Linked DNA regions of Homo sapiens: all the other regions are linked to region 1. Evidence: read pairs that join two places in POLR2A ChIA-PET (ENCODE). Cell type or tissue: K562. All regions are shown on one strand. Each heading gives the region's core, and the rest is flanking DNA. Links, peaks and the distances in the headings are about the cores only.

Region 1 (7,669 bases), core at 1,056-6,055:
GAGTGTGGTCTGCAGCCAGCTCATCTTGCAGGACATTTGGGCGATAAAGAACCCCAGGCTCAAAGAAGCGTGGGAAATAATGCATACTCCAGCCCCCTCCCTCTTGGAGACTTACAGTAAACATTAGCAAATTAAAGGCTCTGACAAGTCCTGCAAGGAGAAAAAATCTATTAACTGTTTAACCTTATGTGTCCCAGGTGTACTTGTCCGCACCTCTTTAGTGTCTGTGCAACTGCACATTTGTCTCTTGGAATCTGCCTTTGGGAATGTCAAGTTTATGACGTTGTTTGTTGTTGTGGGTTTTGAGACAGAGTTTTTTTTGTTGCCCAGGCTGGAGTGCAGTCGTGTGATCTTGACTCACTGCAACCTCTGCCTCCTGGGTTCAACCGATTCTTCTGTCTCAGCCTCTTGAGTAGCTGGGATTATAGGCACCCACCATTACTGCACCCGGCTAATTTTTGTATTTTCAGTAAAGACGGGATTTTACCATGTTGACCTGGGTAGTCTAGAACTCCTAACCTCAGGTGATCTCCCCATCTCGGCTTCCCAAAGTGCTGGGATTACAGGCGTGAGCCACCGCTCCTGGCCTAGTTAATGACATTGTTTTTATTTCAGAGCAAAACCCTTTCTTTGATTATACAGTGCCTTTAGAAAGTATACATTGTGGTTGGGTCCAAATTAATGACCTTTAGCTGTTGTTTTAAGAAATGTTTTATCATTACTTTCAAGTTCCTGCCATAAAATAAGATGAATGAACCATGAGAGCTAGATTAATGGAAGAAAATTCCAAATCCCGATGGGATCCACATTGCTTTCTGTTTCCTTAACCCCAGCTTTCTGCTATCCTGGCACTATTAGCATTTCAGGCCAGATGATTATTTATTATTGGTTGTTTGGCCTAGGTAAGGGGAGTGCTAGAAATGTATATAAAATATTTATCTTTTCCCAAATGTTTTAGTTGGTGTGGTTTGTGTATATTATGTCTGAAATTTCTGTGGGTTCTATGGTAAGGCACCACTGTTGACATTTTGGCTTTTTAAAAGTTAGGATATTCAAGTCAGCAGGTTAATTATTTGAGAATTTAGAGTAAGAATGAGGGTACCTGGGACCTGCTGTCAGCTTTGCCCTCTCTAGAATTCCCTTATTCAAGAATCTTCTGGCTGGGCGCGGTGGCTCACATCTGTAATCCCAGCACTTTGGGAGGCTGAGGCAGGTTGATCACCTGAGGTCAGGAGTTTGAGACCAGCCTGACCAGCATGGCGAAACCCCGTCTCTACTGAAAATACAAAAATTAGTGGGCCTGGTGGTGTGTGCCTTTAGTCCCAGCTACTCAGGAGGCTGAGGAAGGAGAATCCCTTGAGCCCGGAGGCAGAGACTGCAGTGAGCTGAGATCTTGACACTGTATTCCAGCCTGAGCGACAGCAAGGCTTCGTTTCAAAAAAAAATCTTCAGGGGCTCCCCTTGCCCCTCTGATAAAGCCCATGCTCCCCACCAAGTATAGGCCCCCTTGCTGTCCCTGGTGTGTTTTCTGCCAGTCGTTCCCTCACAGGATTGATCGATGTTCCTGTCACGCTGGCCTTTCTGTTCCTTGAATGTGCCAAGTACTTTTCACTTCCAGGCCTTCGCATGTGCTGTTCCCTCGGACTTGAATGCTCTTCCCTCTTCTCCTCATGAAACTGACTCATTCTTCACTTTTTGGTTCTTGTCTAAACATATGTTTGAGCTGAGCATGATGGCTCATGCCTATAATCCCAGCACTTCAGGAGGCCAAGGCAGGAGGATTGCTTGAGGCCAGGAGTTTGAGACCAGGCTTAGCAACATGGCAAGATTTTGTTTCTACAAACGTAATAAATATATAGAGAATTAACTACCTCAGCATTTTCATTAGCAAAATACACAAAACAAATATCCTTACTCTAGCCTTTATTCTCATGCTGTTTGTGATACCTGACATATGGAAATAAAAATAAGCCTTTGAAATGGATGCTTGATATAGGAGTCTTTGCTTCAATTTTTAGCAAGGATATTTCCTCAAAGATCCTTCCCGGATGTCCCAAACTAGGTCAGTCTTTTAATTTTTTTGAGACAGGATCTTGCTCTGTGGTCCAGGCTGGAGTGCAGTGGCACGGTGCAATCTCAGCTCGTGGTACCTCCATTTCCTGGGCTCAGGTGATCCTCCCACCTCAGCCTCCCAAGTAGCTGGGACTACAGATGCACAGCGCCATGCCTGGCTAATTTTTCTATTTTTTTTAGAGATGGGATTTCTCTATGTTGTCCAGGCTGGCTTTGAACTCCTGACCTCAAGCAGTCTGCCTGCCTTGGCCTCCCAAAGTGCTGGGATTACAGGCATGAGCCACTGCGCCTAGTCAAGTTAGACTCTTAAAAAGTGTCATATATCTTTTTATCTTTGCGTCCACCGTAACTGTAATCAAGTAGTTTTCCGTCACCTGAGGGACTTCCACTCTTTGGAAGCAGGGGTTTTGATCACCGCTGTAGGCATTGAGTTAATAGCTAGCTACTAAGTAAATAACTGTAATCTTATCAACGAGGATATCAACTCTTTGACTCCTGATATTGGAGTCAGTGATTCACCTGCTGTGGGTTCTGATCCCAGCCCTGGCATCTGTTGTCCTTTGTGAGTCAGTTTCCCTCTTGCCAAAGCAATAGTTGTGATGAAAATGACTTGTGAAGTGAGGCCCTCCTAGCAGGCGGGTGGGCCAGCTGTTGTCTCGTTGATCAGATCTGTCTGTGTGTCTGTCTCACCTCGTTCTCCATTTGCAACTTAGGGCTCCGTGGCCTATGTGCCACAGCAGGCCTGGATTCAGAATGATTCTCTCCGAGAAAACATCCTTTTTGGATGTCAGCTGGAGGAACCATATTACAGGTCCGTGATACAGGCCTGTGCCCTCCTCCCAGACCTGGAAATCCTGCCCAGTGGGGATCGGACAGAGATTGGCGAGAAGGTCAGTATAGGTTGGATGTTGGCCCCTGAATCAGTCAGCTGTTGCCGCGTAACAAATGCTCTCACAATCTCAGTGGGCTGTGAGTCTGCTGCTATCAGCTGACCCGGCAGGGCTCAGCTGGGCGGCTCTGCTGCACGCTGCAGGCCAGCTGAACTTGGGTCCAGGCTGTGGGTGTGGCTCAGGTCTCACTTACAGAGCTTTTGCTGGGGACCGGGGTGAGGGGTCCACAGCTTTCCAAAGGGGGGCTCTTCTCATGGTGGCAGCAGAGGCCCAAGATAGGCCCCCCAGAAAGCATGCAATGTCCCTTAAAGTACACTGTCCCTTCTACTCACAAAGCAAGTCACTTGGCCAAGCTCAAAGGCAAGGGACCAAGAAGGAAGTACATTCTACCTTTGTGGTCACATGACTGCAGAGTCACATGACAGAGGGCATGCTGTTGGGAGGAGGGGAGTCGATGATTCATATGTTCACAGTCCCTGTCAAGATAGCCATAATACTGAAAATAGCACAATAGCTAACACTTACTGAGCATTTTCTCTTTCTTTTCTTTCTTTCTTTTTATTTATTTATTTATTTTTGAGATGGAGTCTTGCTCTCTTGCCCAGGCTGGAGTGCAGTGGCACGATCTCAGCTCACTGCAACCTCTGCCTCCCGCGTTCAGGTGATTCTCCTGCCTCAGCTTCCTGAGGGGCTGGAATTACAGGTGCATATCACCACACTCGGCTAATTTTTGTATTTTTAGTCGAGGCAGGGTTTCACCATGTTGGCCAGGTTGGTGTCTAACTCCTGACCTCAAGTGATCCGCTGGCCTCAGCCTCTCAAAGTTCTTTTTTTTTTTTGAAATGGAGTCTCTCTCTGTCGCCCAGGCTAGAGTGTAGTGGCTCACTCTTGGCTCATTGCAACCTCTGCCTCCTGAGTTCAAGTGATTCTCCTCCCTCAGCCTCTTGAATAGCTGGGACTACAGGCCCCTGCCACCACGCACAGCTAATTTTTGTATTTTTATTCGAGGCAGGGTTTCACCATGTTGGCCAGGTTGGTGTCTAACTCCTGACCTCAAGTGATCGGCTGGCCTCAGCCTCTCAAAGTTCTTTTTTTTTTTTTGAAATGGAGTCTCTCTCTGTCGCCCAGGCTAGAGTGTAGTGGCTCACTCTTGGTTCAACCTCTGCCTCCTGAGTTCAAGTGATTCTCCTCCCTCAGCCTCTTGAATAGCTGGGACTACAGGCCCCTGCCACCACGCACAGCTAATTTCTGTATTTTTAGTAGAGATGGGATTTCGCTGTGTTGGCCATGCTGATCTTGAACTCCTGGCCTCAGGTGATCTGCCCGCCTCTGCCTCTCACAATGCTGGGATTACAGATGTTAACCACCTCGCCCGGCCTATAACTTGAGTATTTTCTGTATGTTGGGAACTATGCTAAACATTTTACACGTAATTCTTCCCCACAGCAAGCCCATGGGTGGAATTTGTTGTTATACCTAGGTAATCATTGAGGAAAAAGGAGGCACAGAGAGGCCAAGTGACTTACCTGAGGCCACACAGCCACAGAGCTGCAGAGAGCATGGTTCCTGTGTCCATGTTGTTACCTGCTCATTTTGTCATCTCTAAAAGGGCCATTCTCTGCCTCTCACCACTGCAGACCCTCCCTCCTGCTGTGCTCCATCTCCCAGGTTTTCCTGCTGCTTCACAGCAACCCCCAGCCCCTGCCCACCTCCACACCTTGGTCTGAGCCTTCAAGGCCTGGGGTGCCTCCCCTGCTGCTTGCCTGGCCACTTTGCTCTGGCACCCCATGGTGGTCGTCTGGTGTGTCCCCTCTTGGAAGACCAAGAGTGCAAAGCACTGGCCCATTTCTGTTTTTAGTTACAAGCCAGGGGCTCTGTCGGCTTTCTTACGTGGTGAATGATGTTTAAAAATTGAGATAAGCCTGCAGCTCCTTGGAAATAAAAAACGAATTATTGGCTGGGCGCGGTAGCTCACGCCTATAATCCCAGCACTTTGGGAGACCAAGGTGGGAGGATTGTCTGAGGTCAGGAGTTCGAGACCAGCCTGGGCAACATGGTGAAAACCCACCTCTACTAAAAATACAAAAAGTTGCCAGGCATGGTGCCGTGCACCTGTGGTCCCAGCCACTTAGGGGGCTGAGGTGAGAGGATTGCTTGAACCTGGGAAGCGGAGATTACAGTGAGCTGAGATTGTGCCACTGCACTCCAGCCTGGGCGACAGAGTGAGATTCTGTCTCCAAAAACAAAAAGAAGGCACGTGGCTGCCAGGACCCCACCTCAGTGCATGGGAGTCAGGGCAGGCATCTCAGGAGGGACTGGGCAGTAACCTGTGATTTCCAGCCAAATAGGGAAACGACGTTGGCTTATCTGTCATGGTGGGAGCTGGCGCTGCTGCTGGTCCATGCATTGTCCTTCCTCCTGGTGACTGGGATGTGGGCTGGATTTCAGCATCCCCAGGCCGGAGCCTTGCTTCACCTATATGTGGCTTTGCCAGACAGTGACAGATCCAGAGTAAGCTGGCAAACATGGCAGCTGTCACCAACAGCAGCAGTAACAATAATATGACCACGTCCACCAGCGCCTTCCATGAGACTAAGGGATCACGGCCTTCCCACTGGTCAACATGATTTGGTGCCGTCAGCCATCCTTTGCTGAGCACTTGCTGTGCACCACGTGCCCTGCTCAGCACCTCACGGGAGATTCAGGTTTTCTCTTTTGCCCAGTTGACAGGTGGGGCTAAACCCTGTGCCTGTGATCCCATCCTTGGTGGTGGTGGAGCTGGGGCCTGGCTCCAGGTTTGTGCAGGCGTGACCTCATGCCTTCAGCATCAAACTTAAAGAAGAGGAGGTGGGTGCAGCTCTGCAGGGCCTTCACCCAGGACCTGCTGTGTCCTGAGCAGGCTCTATGCCTTTCTTTCTTTCTTGTTTAAAGAGACAGGGTCTCATTCTGTCGCCCAGGCTGGAGTGCAGTGGCCCAGCCATAGCTCGTTGCAGCCTGGAACTCCTGGGCTCAAGCCATCTTCCCACTCAGCCTCCTGAATAGCTGGAACTACAGGCGCACATCAGCAGGCTTGGCTAATTTTTTCTTTTCTTTTCTTTTCTTTTTTTGTAGAGACAGGGTCTCCCTATATTGCTCAGGCTGGTCTCAAACCCCTGGTCTCAAGCAGTCCTTCCACCTTGGCCTCCCAAAGTTCTGGGATCACACCACACTCGGCCTGCTTCTACGTATTGTGAGTCTCAAGATTTCCCAGGAAACCCACTCCTGTGTGTGTCTCTCCCCAGGGCGTGAACCTGTCTGGGGGCCAGAAGCAGCGCGTGAGCCTGGCCCGGGCCGTGTACTCCAACGCTGACATTTACCTCTTCGATGATCCCCTCTCAGCAGTGGATGCCCATGTGGGAAAACACATCTTTGAAAATGTGATTGGCCCCAAGGGGATGCTGAAGAACAAGGTGCCTGCTGGCGGGGTGGGGCTTGGTGTTGGGCCGTCTCGCCCTTTGGTTAAGTCAGAACGTGTCCCCTTTAGGAGTCCTTTACTTTCTCTGGCTTTCTTTGTTTTTAATTGGACTTTAAAGAACACATTTCTCATGCTTGTCTTGGAAGCCTTCCTAAGACAGCCGTCTTGTACTTGTCTTTATAGGGGTAAGTCCTCCGCGCAGAGTTAAATTCATTGCCTCTCCATGGCCAAGGGAGGCCTCTCTTCCTGATTAAGTCACAGGGCTGGCTTCTTAGCGGGGAATCCCACTCCAAGACATTGCCTGTGACCTAGCAGGCTGCATTTTCTTACTTGCAGAGGTGTCTGTGGGTAGAGGGGTCGGAAAATTGCCACAACACCTTAACATAATAGGAAATAGTTCCTGTGTTCTTTTTATAGGGCAGTTGTGGTAATGGGTACACACTGGCTCTTTTTTTTCTCCCCCTGATTTTATTTTTTTGAGGTGGAGTTTCGCTACTGTTGCCCAGGCTGGAGTGCAGTGGCATGATCTCAGCTCACTGCAACCTCCGCATCTCGGGTTCAAGCACTTCTCCTGCTTTGGCCTCCCAAGTAGCTGGGATTACAGGTGCCCACCACCACGCCTGGCTAATTTTTTTTATTTTTAGTAGAATCGAGGTTTCACCATGTTGGTCAGGCTGGTCTCGAACTCCTGACCTCAAGTGATCTGCCCGCCTGGGTCTCCTGCAATGCTGGGATTACAGGCGTGAGCCACCACACCCGGCTGTTTCTGCTGATTTTAAAACTAACACATCCCCATGGGGGGCATATAGATTAAGAAAAACATGAAAAAGAAAAATGGAAGCAGTTACACACATTCCACTGGTTAGAGGTTTTGTATTTTTTTCAAGTCTTTTTGCTCTGTGTATAAACTTTTTAAATAGGGTTATCTTGTTCCACGTATATATACAGGAAACATCGTGCTACATGACCTCTTGTAATCGTTCCCATACATACCACTAACATTCTGTGTAAACATATTTTAAAATAGTACAAAACATTTTTGAAAATTACTAAGTAATACATGCCCATTGTAACAAAATTGAAAAGTACAAGAATATGGATATCTTCTTATAATATATGTGTGTATGCGTGTGTGTGTGTGTGTGTGTGTGTGTGCATGTATATAAAGTAAATAAAGCTGGGCACGGTGAGTAATCCCAACACTTTTGGAGGCCTAGACCAGTGGATCACCTGAGGTCAGGAGTTCGAGACC
Region 2 (7,669 bases), core at 926-5,925, 91 kb after region 1:
ACAGGCATGAGCCACTGCGCCTGATCATTCTTATTTTCTTTATAGCACTTATTGTTATTGGACATAGCTTACTTATTAGCATAATTATTTACTCTCCGTCTATCCTCACTAGTGTCTAATCTCTACCAGACTTAGCCTGGCACATAGTGGGTATTGTGTACATGTTTGCTGGATGGATGAGAGGGTAGGTGGGTGAATAAATGAGCGGGTGGGTAGGTAGGTAGGTGTGTGAATGAGTGGATGAATGGATGGAAAGATCAATGAATGGATGAACAGCTGAACAGACAGATGCATAGGTGAGGGAATGGTTGGATGTATTGTTAGGTGGGATAGATGGATGGGTAAGCGAATGGGATGGATAAATGAGTAGGTGGGTGAGTGGATGGGTTGGACAGATAAATGAGTGGGTGGGATAGATGGATAAATGAGTGGATGGGATGGACAGATAAATGAGTGGGTGGGATGGATGGATAAATGAGTGGGTGGGATGGATAAATGAGTTGGTGGGAGGGATGGATAAATGAGTAGGTGGGATGGATGGATAAATGAATGGGTGGGTGGGTGGGTGGATAAATGGGTGGGTGGGATGGATAAATGAGTGGTTGGGTGGGTGGGATGGATAAATAAGTGGATGGGATGGATAAATGGGAGGGTGGGATGGATAAATGAGTAGGTGGGATGCATAAATGAGTGGGATGGATAAATGAGTGGGTGGGATGGATAAATGAGTGGGTGGGATGGCTAAATGAGTGGGTGGGATGGATAAATGAATGGATGGGATGCATAAATGAGTGAGTGGGATGGATAAATGGGTGGGTGGGATGGATAAATGAGTGGGTGGGATGCATAAATGAGTGAGTGGGATGGATAAATGGGTGGGTGGGATGGATAAATGGGTGGGTGGGATGGATAAATGAGTGGGTGGGATGCATAAATGAGTGAGTGGGATGGATAAATGGGTATGAGTGGGTGGGATGGCTAAATGGGTGGGTGGGATGGCTAAATGAGTGGGTGGGATGGCTAAATGAGTGGGTGGGATGGCTAAATGAGTGGGTGGGATGGCTAAATGAGTGGGTGGGATGGATAAATGAGGGGGTGGGATGGATGGATAAATGAGTGGGTGGGATGGATAAATGGGTGGGTGGGATGGATAAATCAGTGGGTAGGTGAATGGATGGGATGGATAAATGAGTGGGTGGGATGGATAGGTGGGTGGGTGGATGAGCATCTAGGTGGATGATGGAATGGGTAAGTAGGTGGGTGGAGATACATAGCAGTATAGAAGATGAGAAACAGTGTAAGCTTCAGACTCAGATTGGCCTAGATTTGAGTCCCAGGTTGTGTCCCAGGCTAGATATGAAAACACAAACAAGTCTCTTAACTGTTTAAGACTTCAGTTTCTTGGCTGGGCACAGTGGCTCACACCTGTAACCCCAGCACTTTGGGAGGCAGAGGCCAGAGGATCACTTGAGCCCAGGAGTTCCAGACCAACCTGGGCAACATGGCAAAACCCATCTCTACTGAAAATACAAACATTAGCTGGGCATGGTGGCACACGCCTGTAGTCCCAGCTACTTGAGAGACTGAGGTAGGAGGATTGCTTTAGCCCAGGAGGTCGAGGCTGCAGTGAGCTATGATTACATCACTGCGGTCCAGCCTGGGTGAGTGAGCGAGCCACTTTCTCAAAATCAAAATAAAATAAATTTTAAAAGAATTCAGTTTCTTTATGTCTGAAATAGACCTATCATATCTATTTTTTAGGGTGGTTGTGAGGATTAAGAAAATGAACATCTAGAATGCTACTGGCACATAGTAGGTGCTCAAGAAAGGTGAGTATCACTGCCAAGTGCTACATTTGGTGGGAAGACTTGGGCCCCTGGAGGTGGCAGCAGTGGGTGGGGAGGGGTGGGTGAAGCTGGTGGTTACCCTGCCGTATTGGATGCTGTCCTTTCCTGCTGGCCATCCTGCCCTGTCAGGGTCATCCAGAGGAACCTCTGTCTGGGCTTCTGAAGTGGTACGGTCCTTCTCAGGGACTGACTTGATGGACCTGTCATTTAGAGGAAATGAAGACAAAGTCAGTATCTCTCCCAATGGTGGGGTGTATGTGCCTAACCCTCAGGCCCACTGACAGCCACTGAGCTCTGGGTACACTCTGTACTCTTTCATTCATTCATTTATCTAACAGAATACTGACCAGATATCACACTTCCCTTCTTCCCATATGGTACCCAGCTAAATGCCATCTATTACCCCAGGGTCAAGCAAGCCCATTCTTCTGATGCCAATTCACAGGATGAACTTAACTTGCCCACCATTGGAACTCTGTTCTCAGAATTTTCTTTTTTTTTTTTTTTTGAGATGGGGTCTTGCTGCATTGCCCAGGTTGGTCTCAAACTCCTGAGCTCAAGCAATCCACCTGCCTCAGCCTCCCAAAGTGCTGGGATTACAGGCATGAGCCACCATGCCCAGCCTGTTCTCAGAATTTTTATTTTGGCTTAAGCTTTCGTGCAATTGTTTTGTTCCTACTGTATACCATCAGATTTGTCAGTCCAACTGGCAGAATATAAATTATGCACAATTCAGATGCTAAAGACTCTTTGAATGTTTTATCTGTGGATGAGTGGGCTGACTTAACCTCTGTGCCTCAGTTTCCTCAGCTGTAAAAATAGGAATATTATCTATCTATCCATCCATCCATTTATCCATTCATCTACATACCTGTATATCTACATATACATGTCTACCTACCTTCTATTAAATTGAGGTTAGCCCAAAGCTGCCTCCTTACATATTTTAAGTTTGGCCTAAAGGTTTTCCCCGTACATAGTGAACTGTAACCTAATTGGACTCAAACAGACTGCAACCTACTCCTGTGTCAATCACTGAGTTTCAGCCAATCAAAGGCAACCAACCGTTCAAACCATGTTCCAATAAAGCAAACGCTGAGCTGTAACCAATCCGGCTGTTTCTGTACCTCACTTCTGTTTTCTGTCCTTCACCTTCCTTTTTCTGTCTATTAATCTTTGACCCCGTGGCTGTACCAGAGCCTCTCTGGACGTATTCTGGTTCAGGGACTGCCCGATGTGCGGATCATTCTTTGCTTAGTTAACCTCTGTTAGCCAGGTGCAGTGGCTCACGCGTGTAATCCCAGCACTTTGGGAGGCTGAGGCAGGTGGAACACCTGAAGTCAGGAGTTTGAGACCATCCTGGACAACATGGCAAAACCCTGTCTCTACTAAAAATACAAAAATTAGCCGGGCCTGGTCACATGTGCCTGTAGTCCCAGCTACTCAAGAGACTGAGGCATGAGAATCGCTTGAACCTGGGAGACGGGGATTGCAGTGAGCCGAGATTGTGCCATTGCACTCCAGCCTGGGCGACAGAGCAAGATTCTGTCTCAAAACCCCCCCCCGCAAAAAACAAAAAACCTCAGACACATTAAATTTGCTAGAGGTTAATTTGGCACAATCTCGGCTCACTGCAACCTCCGCCTCCGAGGTTCAAGTGATTCTCGTGCCTCAGCCTCCCGAGTAGCTGGGACTACAGGCACATGCCACCACGCCGGCTTTTTTTTTTTAATTTACTTATTTTTTATTTTTAGTAGAGACGGGTTCACCATGTTGGCCAGGCTGGTCTCGAACTCCTGACCTCTAGCTAGTGATCCACCCGCTTCAGTTTCCCAAAGTGCTGGGATTACAGGTGTGAGCCACCATGCCCAGCCTTAATGTGTCTACTGGTTTTCTTTTAACATGACTACCTATCCATCTGATCTTACTTCAGATTCTTGTGCGCTGTGAAGGTGGTGGGATTTCTCAGTGTGTGTGTGATTGAGAAGTGCCCTCAGGGTGGCTAGCTGGGATGGGGGTCAGCCCCAATGGTCCCTGGGGACTGAGGCCCCTCAAGATCGCTGCCGCCCACCACCCCTGTATAGCAGGCACTTAAGCTCAGGCCATCTGGTATCAGTGGCCTGTTGTTCTGCTTCCCAAGACCCCTCTCATTAAGAGGGGAGAGTATCAGGCAGCAGGTCCTTCTGCTGCCGACAGCTCCACAGTGAGCCCAGCTGTGTCCTGGCTGGAGGGAGCTGAGAAAAGAGGGGACCGGAGGCCTCCTCCTGGCCCCTTGCCCACGTGTTCTGGCCAGCGTCAAGTGATGCTGTGCATACAGACCCAAGCCCTGTGCATAGCCAGCCTGTCAAAGCATAAGTGGCCAGGCCTGGCATGGTGGTTTACAGCTATGGGGAGGAACCAGTCCTGCCCTACTGCAGCATTCAGACAACTCCAGCAAGCTGGCCTCGGCCCACTTGAAGACATCCATCAATTGGAAGGCATATTGTTCATTCCATGAACTGGCCTTATAGGGGCCTAATCATCTTGGCTAACTGGACCAATTTTGGTAAATTATCCCTCAGCAGGGCACCATGGGGGGGACTTCAGCAGGTTCTCTATCCATAATGGTTTTGGTTGCCCGCCTAACTGCCCGAGATGCGGGTGGTCCCTTCAGCTACTTCAGCTTCAGCCTGTGCCCTTCTGAGTGTGGCACCATGGTGGACTCACCTCTCGCGTCTAAGCTCGGGCCTCCTGCCTGCAGAGGTGCCTCTGGGGTCCTTGGTGCTGGTCCCAGGTTCTGTTTCTGCAAGGTCAAGAGAGTCCTGTCACGCAACACGGCCCAGATACCCACTTTGACACCCACTGACTATGTGGCCTTAACCGCTCTGACCATCCATTTCCCCTGATCTGGCTCCTGCCACGTCTCCAGCAACCTCTCTCAACACCCCACTCTGAGTTCTTCCAGGAACATCCTTCAGGCATTCACTCACTCATTCATTTCTTCAATCAGTGATAACTGAGCACCTACTATGAACTTGAGGTTGGAAAAACAGCATTTAACACTGTACAAAGTCAAGTTACCTCTGTTTCCCCCAACAGCCTTGCTCAAGCAGTTCCTTGTGTCTGGAATGCTTTTTTCTGGCTAACTCTCACCTACCCTCAGGTACCATCTCCCCTAGGAAGGACACCTCCCCACCACTATCCCCCAGGTGTGGCCAGTAACTGAAAGCAAATCTGTAGTAGTTTAACCACAGACCTGTAAGCAACAAGTAACTGCTACTGTAAGCTGCTAGGATTTGGGGGGCTATTTGTTACACAGCATCATCACAGCAAAAGCTGACCAACACAAACAGGCAAGTTCTATCTTCAAGCTTCAGGACTGTGACATTGTGAATCAACACTTAAGGTTTTAACCAGGTTGGGCCAGTGCTAAGCAGATGTTCTCAGAAGAAGCAAAGCCTGAGATTGAGGGAGACCTGGATGTGAATCCTTGCTTTGTCATGAAGGGATAGTGTAGAGGGTAGCAATTAAAAAACACATTCTCTGGAATCAAGTTGCTTGGGTTCAAATCCCAGTGCTGCCACTTACAAGCCATGTAACCTGGGACTAGTTCCTTAACTTCTGGGCCTCAGTTTCCTCATCTGTGAAATGGAAATGATTCTAGTACCAGCCTCACAGGGGCATTATGTTGATTAAATGAGCTAACCTCTGTGATGTGCTGTTAGTTGCTACTTTTCAGTCATTGTGAGTGAGCTTGGCTTGGCAACTTTACTTCCAGAACCTTGCCATGTATCCAGCACACTGTTTTTCTGGATTATTAGAAACCCTAGCTAGCATGGTGTAGCTTGCTAGGCATCAAAGTCCTTCTTGGGCTGTCTCCATAGCAACTGCAAGCATAGACTCTGGAGCTGGACATACTCAAGTTCTAATCTTGTGACCTTGGGCAAGTGATTTAACTCTCTTTGCCTCAGTTTGCTCATCTGTAAAATGACAGCAATAACTTCACATGCCTCTGGGGCATGTGTGAGAATCAAATGAAATAGTGTATTTTTTACAGAAGCACTTAGCACAACCCCTGGCTCATGGATGATGTTATCGGCTATTCTTGGAGAAAGGTGACCTATTAAGAGAGCTGTCTGCTTCCAGGCCTAGGCCTGCAGACAGGGTGTGGCCAGAGCACTCCATTCATGCCAGTAGGACCCTTCGAGCCTTTTCCCCCAAGGGTGGCAGGAGCCAGGCCTGGAGAATCAGCAAAGCCCACCTAGTACCTCCTTCTCCTCTATCTCCTGGCTGTCTGGCTTGATCCAGAAGACACATGAGGGCCCCCTTCCTCTGCAGAAGCTCCTGGTAGGAACCCATCTCTGCGATGGCCCCATTTGCCAGCACTATGATCCAATCAGCCTGGGGCAGGATGTGGAGTGCGTGCGTCACGAGAATCCGTGTCTGGGCAGGGAAGGGGTAGAAGTTACACACATGTGGCCGGGTGCAGTGGCTCATGCCTGTAATCCCAACACTTTGGGAAGCCAAAGCATGTGGATCACTTGAGGCCAGAAGTTCGAGACCAGCCTGGCTGACACGGCTAAGCCCCATCTCTACTAAAAATACAAAAATTAGCTAGGTGAGGTGGCGCACACCTGTAGTCTCAGCTACTTTGGAGGCTAAGGCAAGAGAATCACTTAAACCTGGGAGGTGGAGCTTGCAGTGAGGCGAGATTGGACCACAGCACTCCATCCTGGGTGACAGAGCAAGACTCTGTCAAGAAAGGAAAGAAAGAAAGAGAAGAAAAGAAAGAAGAAAAGAAAAGAAACAAAGGAAGGAAGGAAAGAGAGAGAGAGAGAAAGAAAGAAAAAAAAAATGTACGGCCGAGCGCAGTGGCTCATGCCTGTAATCCCAGCACTTTGGGAGGCCGAGGCAGATGGATCACCTGAGGTCAGGAGTTCGAGACCAGCCTGGCCAACATGGTGAAACCCTTTCTCTACTAAAAATACAAAAAATTAGCTGGGCGTGGTGGCGGGCACCTGTAGTCCCAGCTACTCGGGAGGCTGAGGCAGGAGAATGGCGTGAACCCGGGAGCCGGAGCTTCCAGTGAGCGGAGATCGCACCACTGCCCTCCAGACTGAAAGACAGAGCGAGACTCCATCTCAAAAAAAAAAGAAAAAGAAAAAAGTTACACACATGTGCTTGGCCAGCCTCCTGAGCTGGGGGTTGGGGTGGGGGTATTGTCCCTGGACTCAGAGTGGGGACAGCTCCCCTTCTTGTGCTCCTGCCGCCTTTCTTGTAAACAGCATATCCAAATAGAGAAACAGAGGGGACTCCCTTAGCCTGTGTCTCAAAACAAGAAGACAAGGAGTACATCTGACCCTGGCCAATCATCCAAGGCAAAGCTGTAGTAGTTAAATCACAGATCCATAAGGAAGAAACACCTGCTGTTGTAAGCTGCTGGGATCTGGGGGTTGTTTGTTACATAGCATTGTCACAGCAAAAGCTGACCAATACAAAGAGGAAATTGGACTCAAGTGGAAGGGGGAGGTGAGATAAACTTGGGTTAGGACTGGATGCTAAGTGCTTCCTCTGCCTTTGCCCTGTACTGTCTGACACATGTTCCCAAACTTACTGTTCCCTGGAGTAGTCCACCAGGCCCAATGACCTGGTTGAAGACATGCTGGCCAACGTGGGCATCCAGGGCCGCCAGGGGGTCATCCAGCAGGTACACAGCTGCCTTTCTGTATACAGCCCGGGCCAGGCTCAGCCGCTGCTTCTGGCCTCCGGAGAGATTCATGCCCTGTGGCCACAAAAGGAACAGTGGCCTGAGTCAGCATCTACAGGGTGAAACTGGGGTGCCC
Region 3 (7,669 bases), core at 926-5,925, 93 kb before region 1:
TAGTGGTATTTATTGAGCACCTACTGTGTGCTCTGGCTCATGTTTAACAAAGTGCTTATTTGCATAATGTTAGTATTCCCATTTTACAGATGCGGAAACTGAGGTTTAGTTGCTGGCCTAGTATTACAGGGTGAGGAGCTGAAGCCCCATCTGCCTGACGAGGGGTGTGTTGGGGATGTGGACTAGAAGCTTGGTCAGGGAGGGATTCTGTTCAAACAGGGCTGCTTAGCTTTGGCACTGTTGACATTTGGGGCCAGATATTTCCCGTCGTGGGGGCTGTCCTATGTATTGTGGCCATTAAGCAGTATCCCTGGCCTCTGTCCACAGAGTGCCAATAGCACTACCCTCTTCCTAAGTTGTGAAAACCCAGGATGTTTCCAAATGTTGTCACATGTCCCCTGAGTGACAAACTTGCCCCCACTTGAGAACCATGGTGTTGAAACATAGATCACGGCACATCAACTCCATGCTCCTCAGGTCACCCTGCGTGAAAGTCAGAATCCCTGCGGTGGCCTGTGCGTCCCGCACTGACTGTCTCCTCCCTGCCTTCTTCCTTCCTCGCTGTCTTCACTGCTTGTTATTCTTCAGACCTGTTGGCCTCTCTGCGGTTTCTCAGAAATGCCAGGCCTGGTCTGACTTCAGGACCTTTGCACTGGCTGTTTTCTCTGCTTGGTGTGCCCTTCCTCCAGATGGCCATTTGGTTTACTCCTCTGTTTCCTTCCATCCTGTATTTGTTTATTTATTTTTAATTGAGATGGAGTCTCGCTCTGTCACCCAGGCTGGAGTGCAGTGGTGTGATCGCAGATCACTGCAACCTCCACCACCCAGGTTCAAGGGATTCTCGTGCCTCAGCCTCCTGAGTAGCTGGGATTACAGGCATGCACTACCACGCTATGTTGGCCAGGCTGGTCTTGAACTCCTGGCCTCAAGTGACCCACTTGTCTTGGCCTCCCAAAGTGCTGGGATTATAGGTGTGAGCCACTGTGCCTGGCTCAATCCTGTATTTAAATACCCGTCCTCAGCAAGGCTTGCCCTCTTCTCTGAGTGCTTTTCATCACACATGTCTTCATATCCTCTCCTTTCTAAACCATCTGTCTCTTCTCTTTAGGCTGTCAGCTCCAGGAGGGCCGGCCCTTGGTCCCTATTGTTCACTGCTGGGCCCTCAGCCCTAGGAACCGTGCTCTGTAAATGGATGAATGCTGTCTGTCCTGTTACTGCAGTGTCCCCAGACATATCCCTATGCCCAGCACATGCCTGACCCCTCACAAGACCCTGGAACATGACTAAGGGATTTATTTGGTGAAACATGAGAGTCTGATAAGAGGAGAGGAAGTGGCTGGGGAGCAACCTTGCAAAGATAGCCAGGGTTGGATGGAGAAAACGAGGGTGAGTGTCAGCTTCATAGGACGGGCCTTCCACGAGAGGCCTCATGGTGCTTGGGAGAGTTGGGGTGAAAGCAGGTTGGAACAAGATGCTTGCTGCTGACATTTGGGCACTGATGGGCAGCCTGACCTCTGCTTTCTTTTTAGTGCTTAACAACACTGAAGCCCTGTTAAGACAGGATTCTTAGGACTGGGCACAGTGGCTCATCCAGCACTTTGGGAGCCCTGGGTGGGAGGATCATTTGAGCCCCAGGAGTTTGAGGCCAGACAGGGCAACATAGCAAGGCCCCATCTCTGGAAAGAAATACAAAAATTAACCAGGCTTGGTGGTGTGCACCTCTAGTCCCAGCTACTTGAGAGGCTGAGGTGGGAGGATCACTTGAGCCTGGGAGTTCAAAGCTGTAATGAGCTATAATCATGACATTACACTCCAGCCGAGGAGACAGAGCAAGACTCTGTCTCAAAAAAAAAAAAAAAAAAAAAAAATTAGTTTTGCATGTAACTGTGTTCAGTTCTGTGTCTTGGACGTGAGGATTTGTGGTACCCGCCTGGATAGAGCAAGGATGGCCGTGCCCCTGCCTTCCTGGGTGATGGGGATAAGTCTGGAAATTGCCCCTGTGATGTTACTGGGCTTTATTCTTAGCTCTGCTGAGTTAGGGGGCAGGGTGGGGTGCAGCCCAGCCAACAGCATGCCAGGGCGCGTCACTGCCCACGCGATGCTGGCTTCAGCCGCCTTCCTCTCACCTCATGGCCCTGCCAGCCGTGCTTGCCTCCTGCTGTGTCGGGGCTGGGAGACTTTAGCCTTTCTCCAGATGTTTTCAGGAGTGCGGTGGGGAAATGAAGGCCACATGCTGTCTCTCTAAACAGGATTAATGTTCAGAAGCCCAGCGGGTGCCCTGACCTAACCACGGGCCTCTTGCACTCCTTTTCTCAGCTTCCCTTGGCTTCTGAGCTACCCCTCTGCAGCGTTGTTTCTGAGTGTGGCATTTAGGAGCACCCTGTCGTCTTGCCTTTCGTCCCTCCAAGCCCCGTCTGTTCCTTGGTTGGTTGTGCAGAAGAGTTGCTAGGGTTTGAATCCAGGACGGTCCTGCCCCTGTGACTCGCGGGCCATCTTCTCACCTGTTTGTCTCTGTGTTCCTCTCTGTAAAAGTGGGAATCATTACAGTACCTTCCTCATAGACTGCTAGGGTGATAAAATGGAGCGATGTACATGAAACCTGAACGCAGTGCCTGGTATGCAGTCCGTGCTTAGACAGGGCTCTGGTTTTATTTTTATTTCTTTTTCTTTGAGACTTGGTCTCACTCTGTCACCCAGGCTGGAGTTCATTAGCATAATCACGTCTCACTGCAGCTTCCCACTCCTGGGCTCAAGCGATCTTACCACCTCAGCCTCCCAAGTAGGTGGGATTACAGGTGTGAGCCACTGTGCCTGGCACCATTCAGCAATTTTTTTTTGTTTTGTTTTTGAGACAGAGCCTGGCTCTGTCACCCAGGCTGGAGTACAGTGGTGCGATCTCAGCTCACTGCAGTCTCTGTCTTTCAGGTTCAAGTGATTCTCCTGCCTCAGCCTCCCAAGCAGCTGGGATTACAGGCGTCTGCCACCACACCCAGCTAATTTTTAGTAGAGACAGGGTTTCACCATAGTGGCCAGGCTGGTCTTGAACTCCTGACTTCAAGTGATCCACCCTCCTCGGCCTCCCAAAGTGCTGGGATTACAGGCATGAGCCATCACACCCGGCCATCAGCAAATTTTTAAGTATACAATATAGTATTGTGAGCTATAGACACTATTCTGTACAGTAGACCGTAGGACTGACTGACTCATCTTGTATGACCAAAACTTTATACGCTTTGACCAACACCTCCCTGTTTCCCCCACCACCAGCTCCTTGCAACTACCATTCTGTTCTCTGCTTCTATGAGTTTGTCTTTTTTAGATGTCACATGTGAGTGAGATCTTGCAGTGTTCGTCTTCCTGTGCCTGGCTTATTTCATTTAGCATAATGTTCTCCAGGCGCATCCATGTTGTTGCAAATGGCAGGATTTCTTTCCTTTTTTTTTTAGACAGAGTCTTGCTCTGTCTCCCAGGCTGGAGTGCAGTGGCACGATCTCGGCTCACTGCAAGCTCCGCCTCCTGGGTTCACGCCATCCTCCTGCCTCAGCCTCCCGAGTAGCTGGAACCACAGGTGCCTGCCGCCACGCCCGGCTAATTTTTTTTTTTTTTTTTTTTGCATTTTTAGTAGAGATGGGGTTTCACCGTGTTAGCCAGGTTGGTCTCGACCTCCTGACCTTGTGATCCGCCTGCCTTGACCTCCCAAAGCGGTGGGATTACAGGTGTGAGCGACTGCGCCCGGCCAGGATTTCTTTCCTTTTTAAGGCTGAGCGATAGTCCATGGCATGTATAGATCATGTTTTCTTTGTCCACTTGACCACGGATAGACATTTAGTTGTCTCCATCTTGGTTGCTGTGAGTGACGCTCCAGTGAACACGGGAGTGCAGATATCTCTTCAGGGCCCATGTGTGGCTGAGATTAGGAGATCACTGCTGTCGTCTCTAGTTCAGCAGTGCTAGTGCCTCCTGGCGTTTAGCGTCCAGCTCAAGGGAGTGGAATTTGGGTGTCTCAGGGTCTAGGGCCACCTGTGCCTCTAAATCGCAGGGAAGCTTTGTGTGTGTGTGTGGTGGGGTGCGGGGGGCTATGGGTATGTGGTGGGGTGAATCTTATTTCTCTTCTTTCCCTTTTCTTAATTTTCCGTTGGCAAAACAGAGCGCCACTCCAGACCCCTTTCATTCTTGCAATATACATGAAAAGTACAGGGCTTGTTCTGCAAAAGAAGAGTAGCCCCAGCGAGCTCAGGGTTGAGTGAAGTTCCGCAAGGATGGCACCTCTCGGCTCTTCTGGGGGCTTCAGGACAGAGCTCAGTGTCGCCAAGCAGGACCCCCACTGCGGGCGGAGCTGCAGGGCCATCAACATTCATTAGGTGGATCAGTGAATGTAGACTCTGCGGTGTCACAAAGCAGCACCTGTACTCACTGTGCCTGTCTCGGGATGGAATCTAAGTCAGACATCCTTGCATCCCCACTTATGGGCTGTTCCTTCACCTTGCTGGTCCTCACCTTTCTCCTAGAGTTACGGGGAGGAGTAAATGTGCTAAGGCCATACACGCCGACTCTGCAGTGGCCTTGAACCATGCTTCTCTGTCACCCCTTTCGTTGCCTTGACAATGGCTGCAGCCTCCTTTCCCATCTCCCCTAGGATCTTCTCCTAGGGTCTCTTAATACAGGGGTCCCCAATCCCCAGAGCACGGACTGGCACCAGTTCATGCATGCCCTGTTAGGAACCAGGCCACAGGCCACACAGCAGGAGGTGAGTGGCAGGCGAGCGTGTGAGACTTCATCTGTATTTACAGCCGCTCCCCATCTTTTGCATCACCGCCTGAGCTCTGCCTCCTGTCAGATCACCTGTGGCATTAGATTCTCATAGGAGCGCGAACCCTGCTGTGAACCGTGTGCGCGAGGGATCCAGGCTGTGTGCTTCTTTTGAGAATGCAATGCCTGATGATCTATCACTGTCTCCCATCACAGCTGAGATGGGACCATCTAGTTGCAGGAAAACAAACTCAGGGCTCCCACCGATTCTACATAATGGTGAGTTGTATAATTATTTCATTATATATGACAATGTAATCATAGAAATAAAGTGCACAATAAATGTAATGCACTCGAATCATCCCCTACCCTGTCTGTGAAAAATCGTCTTCCACAAAACCTATCCTTGCTGCCAAAAAGGGGATGGCTGTCTTTTTTTCTTTTGAGATGGATTCTTGCTCTGTTGCCCAGGCTGGAGTGCAGTGGCACAATCTCGGCTCACTGCAGCCTCTGCCTCCCAGGTTCCAGCGATTCTCCTGCCTCAGCCTCCTGGGTAGCTGGGATTATAGGCACAATGGCACCGTGCCTGGCTAATTTTTGTATTTTTAGTAGAGACGGGGTTTTACCATGTTGGCCAGGCTGCTCTCAAACTCCTAACCTTGGGTGATCCTCCCGCCTCGGCCTCCCAAAGTGCTGGGATTACAGGCGTGAGCCACTGTGCCTGGCCAGGGACCACTGTCTTAATATGTGAATTAGGCGATGCCATGACCCTGCTTAATGCACTCCCAGGGCCTCCTGTGAGAATTAGAACAAAAAATCCATGCTCTGTACCATGCCTCCAAGATTGGCTATGTGGTGGCCTTTGGTGACTTCTCCCGCCCAATCTTGGGTCCTAGCTCATTGGTGCAGCCATATCCTCCCCCCACCCCACCCCACTGTGGCCTTTGCCTGTGCCATCTTTCTGCCTGGTATGTGCTTCCCGAGATCTTTGCACAGCCAGCTCTTCCTGACCCTTCCAGTCTGCTAGGATGTCATCTGCCCAGACCGCCACTCTGGTGCTTCCTGTCCTGACACCCCTGCTCTTTCCTTCACAGCAGGTACTGCTCTTTGTCATTATGTTCTTATCTGTGAGCTTTCATCTTTGATGGACTATGAGTCTTAAGAGGACAGAGATATCGTTTCTGATTTTCCCCCATGCCTGTGACTAGCCCAGGTCTAGGCATATAGTAGGTGCTCAATAAACAGTCATCGAATGATAGATTGAATGAATGAATGCATGACAGGAACCCTGCACTTATCTGTGTTAATCCGTCTCTTGGCTGCCGGGAACACCAGCTCCTGCAACCTGGCACTTGGGTCACCTGATTGAACCCTCCTGATAACTCTCTAAACTCTGTAATAGGTGGGTTCTAGAATTAGTCCCATTTCACAGATGAAGAAATCAAGGCCTGGTGAGGTGAACTGACTTGCTTTAGGGCAGCAGGGATGATTTTTGCCTCTCTGGAGATATTTGGCAATGTCTAGAGACAGTTTTGATTGTCATAACTTGAGGAGGTGGGGAGTGCTACTATCATCTAGTGGCAGAGGCCAGCGACGCCACTCAGTATCTTACAATGCACAGGATGGCCCCCGACAACCAAGAATTATTTGGGCTCAAATACCAGCGGTTCTGAGGTTGAAGAAGCCCTGCTTGAGGGCACACATCTGTAAGTGGTGGAGACGGGAACCTAGACCTGGAACCTTGTTTTGTTAACCACTACCCTGCACTGCTCACATGCGGGGGTGGGTGGGTGGGAAGAGTTGTAGAATGTTTCCATGTCTGAGTCAAAATCTTGCTTCTCTGCTCTAGGGAGATGAATTTGGAATCTGTGAGGCCTGAGGCCATTCACTTGATCTCCGGCCCTGGAGATCTTGCCTCCAAGCGACCTCAGGCTCCATCTGTCTGCCATGTACCTTGCAAACACCTTAGAATTCTGGCTGGGCATGGTGGCTCACACCTCTAATCCCGGCACTCTGGGAGGCCGAGGCGGGCAGACTGAGTTCAAGACCAGCCTGGGCAACATGGTAAAACCCTGAATCTACAAAAGATACAAAAATTAGCCAGGCATGGTGATGCGTGCCAGGTAGTCCCAGCTACTTGGGAGGCTGAGGCAGGAGGATTGCTGGAGCCCAGGAGATCGAGGCTGCAGTGAGCTGTGATGGTGCCAGTGTACTCAAGCCTGGGCAACAGAGTGAGACCCTGTCTCAAAAAACAAAACCAGCTGACCAAACAAACCAAAAGGCCTTAGAGTTCAAGCACGTGGTTTAGAGGTGGTGGATCTCAGTGTCAGACTCTCAGTGGGTTCAAATCCTGGCCCTGTTTCTTCTAGGTTGACGAGCCCAAGCAATTTACATAAACTCTCTGGACCTCAGAGCCCTTGCCAGGAAAGGGGAGAGTTTTAATAGTCCTGACTTTGTAGGGCTGTTGGAAAGCTTAAATGGACTGTGCTTGGGAAGCACTTAATCACTGTGCCTGGCGTGATCACTCTGGCTGTTATTATTGGCACCCAATAAATACATGCTTTCTCTTTGTTTCCAACTCAGCATTTAGAAATGTCCTACCCTTCAATTCCTGCTGCTATTTATTTATTTGAAGTGCGAACTAGCTTTCTTATTATTATTTTAGAAATCATGCAGAGGAGAAAATTCAAACAGTACGAAAGATAATACAACAAAAAATAGTAGTTGCCTTCCTCTCCCTGGTTTCAGGCCTACCCCCTGCAGATTAATTAGCTTTTTTTCTTTCTTTTTTTCTTTTCTTTTTTTTGCAATATGAAGTCTTGCTCTGTTGCCCAGGCTGGAGTGCAGTGGTGTGATTTTGACTCACTGCAACCTCCGCCTCCTGGGTTCAAGCAATTCTCCTGCCTCAGCCTCCCTAGTA

What was found. Peaks named below come from ENCODE experiments on the same cell type or tissue, not always from the same donor. Only the 100,000 strongest peaks of a DNase experiment are listed, where the experiment ranks them.
Region 2: POLR2A ChIA-PET joins it to region 1 with 5 read pairs; 2 of 35 experiments call an interaction of 5 or more read pairs at or near these places.
Region 3: POLR2A ChIA-PET joins it to region 1 with 5 read pairs; 4 of 35 experiments call an interaction of 5 or more read pairs at or near these places.

What each region holds. Positions count from the first base shown.
Region 1 is chr16:16,080,580-16,088,248 of GRCh38, forward strand. It overlaps ABCC1 (ATP binding cassette subfamily C member 1 (ABCC1 blood group)), which reads left to right. Exons shown (of 31, transcript NM_004996.4): 17 at 2,787-2,963; 18 at 6,245-6,412. Among named protein-coding and RNA genes, the nearest start is that of ABCC1, 130 kb to the left of the region's middle. In K562, for the core only: no CTCF peak of the experiment used is centred there; a DNase peak (open chromatin) is centred at 3,402.
Region 2 is chr16:16,171,358-16,179,026 of GRCh38, forward strand. It overlaps ABCC6 (ATP binding cassette subfamily C member 6), which reads right to left. Exons shown (of 31, transcript NM_001171.6): 18 at 7,441-7,608; 19 at 6,095-6,269; 20 at 4,554-4,629; 21 at 1,927-2,047. Among named protein-coding and RNA genes, the nearest start is that of ABCC6, 48 kb to the right of the region's middle. In K562, for the core only: no CTCF peak of the experiment used is centred there; a DNase peak (open chromatin) is centred at 2,886.
Region 3 is chr16:15,987,225-15,994,893 of GRCh38, forward strand. All of the region lies in intron 1 of ABCC1 (ATP binding cassette subfamily C member 1 (ABCC1 blood group)), which reads left to right. Among named protein-coding and RNA genes, the nearest start is that of ABCC1, 41 kb to the left of the region's middle. RefSeq lists enhancers at 1,648-2,311, 3,071-3,603, 4,136-4,667, 4,668-5,199. In K562, for the core only: a CTCF peak has its summit at 3,943 (motif pointing left); DNase peaks (open chromatin) are centred at 1,297 and 3,907.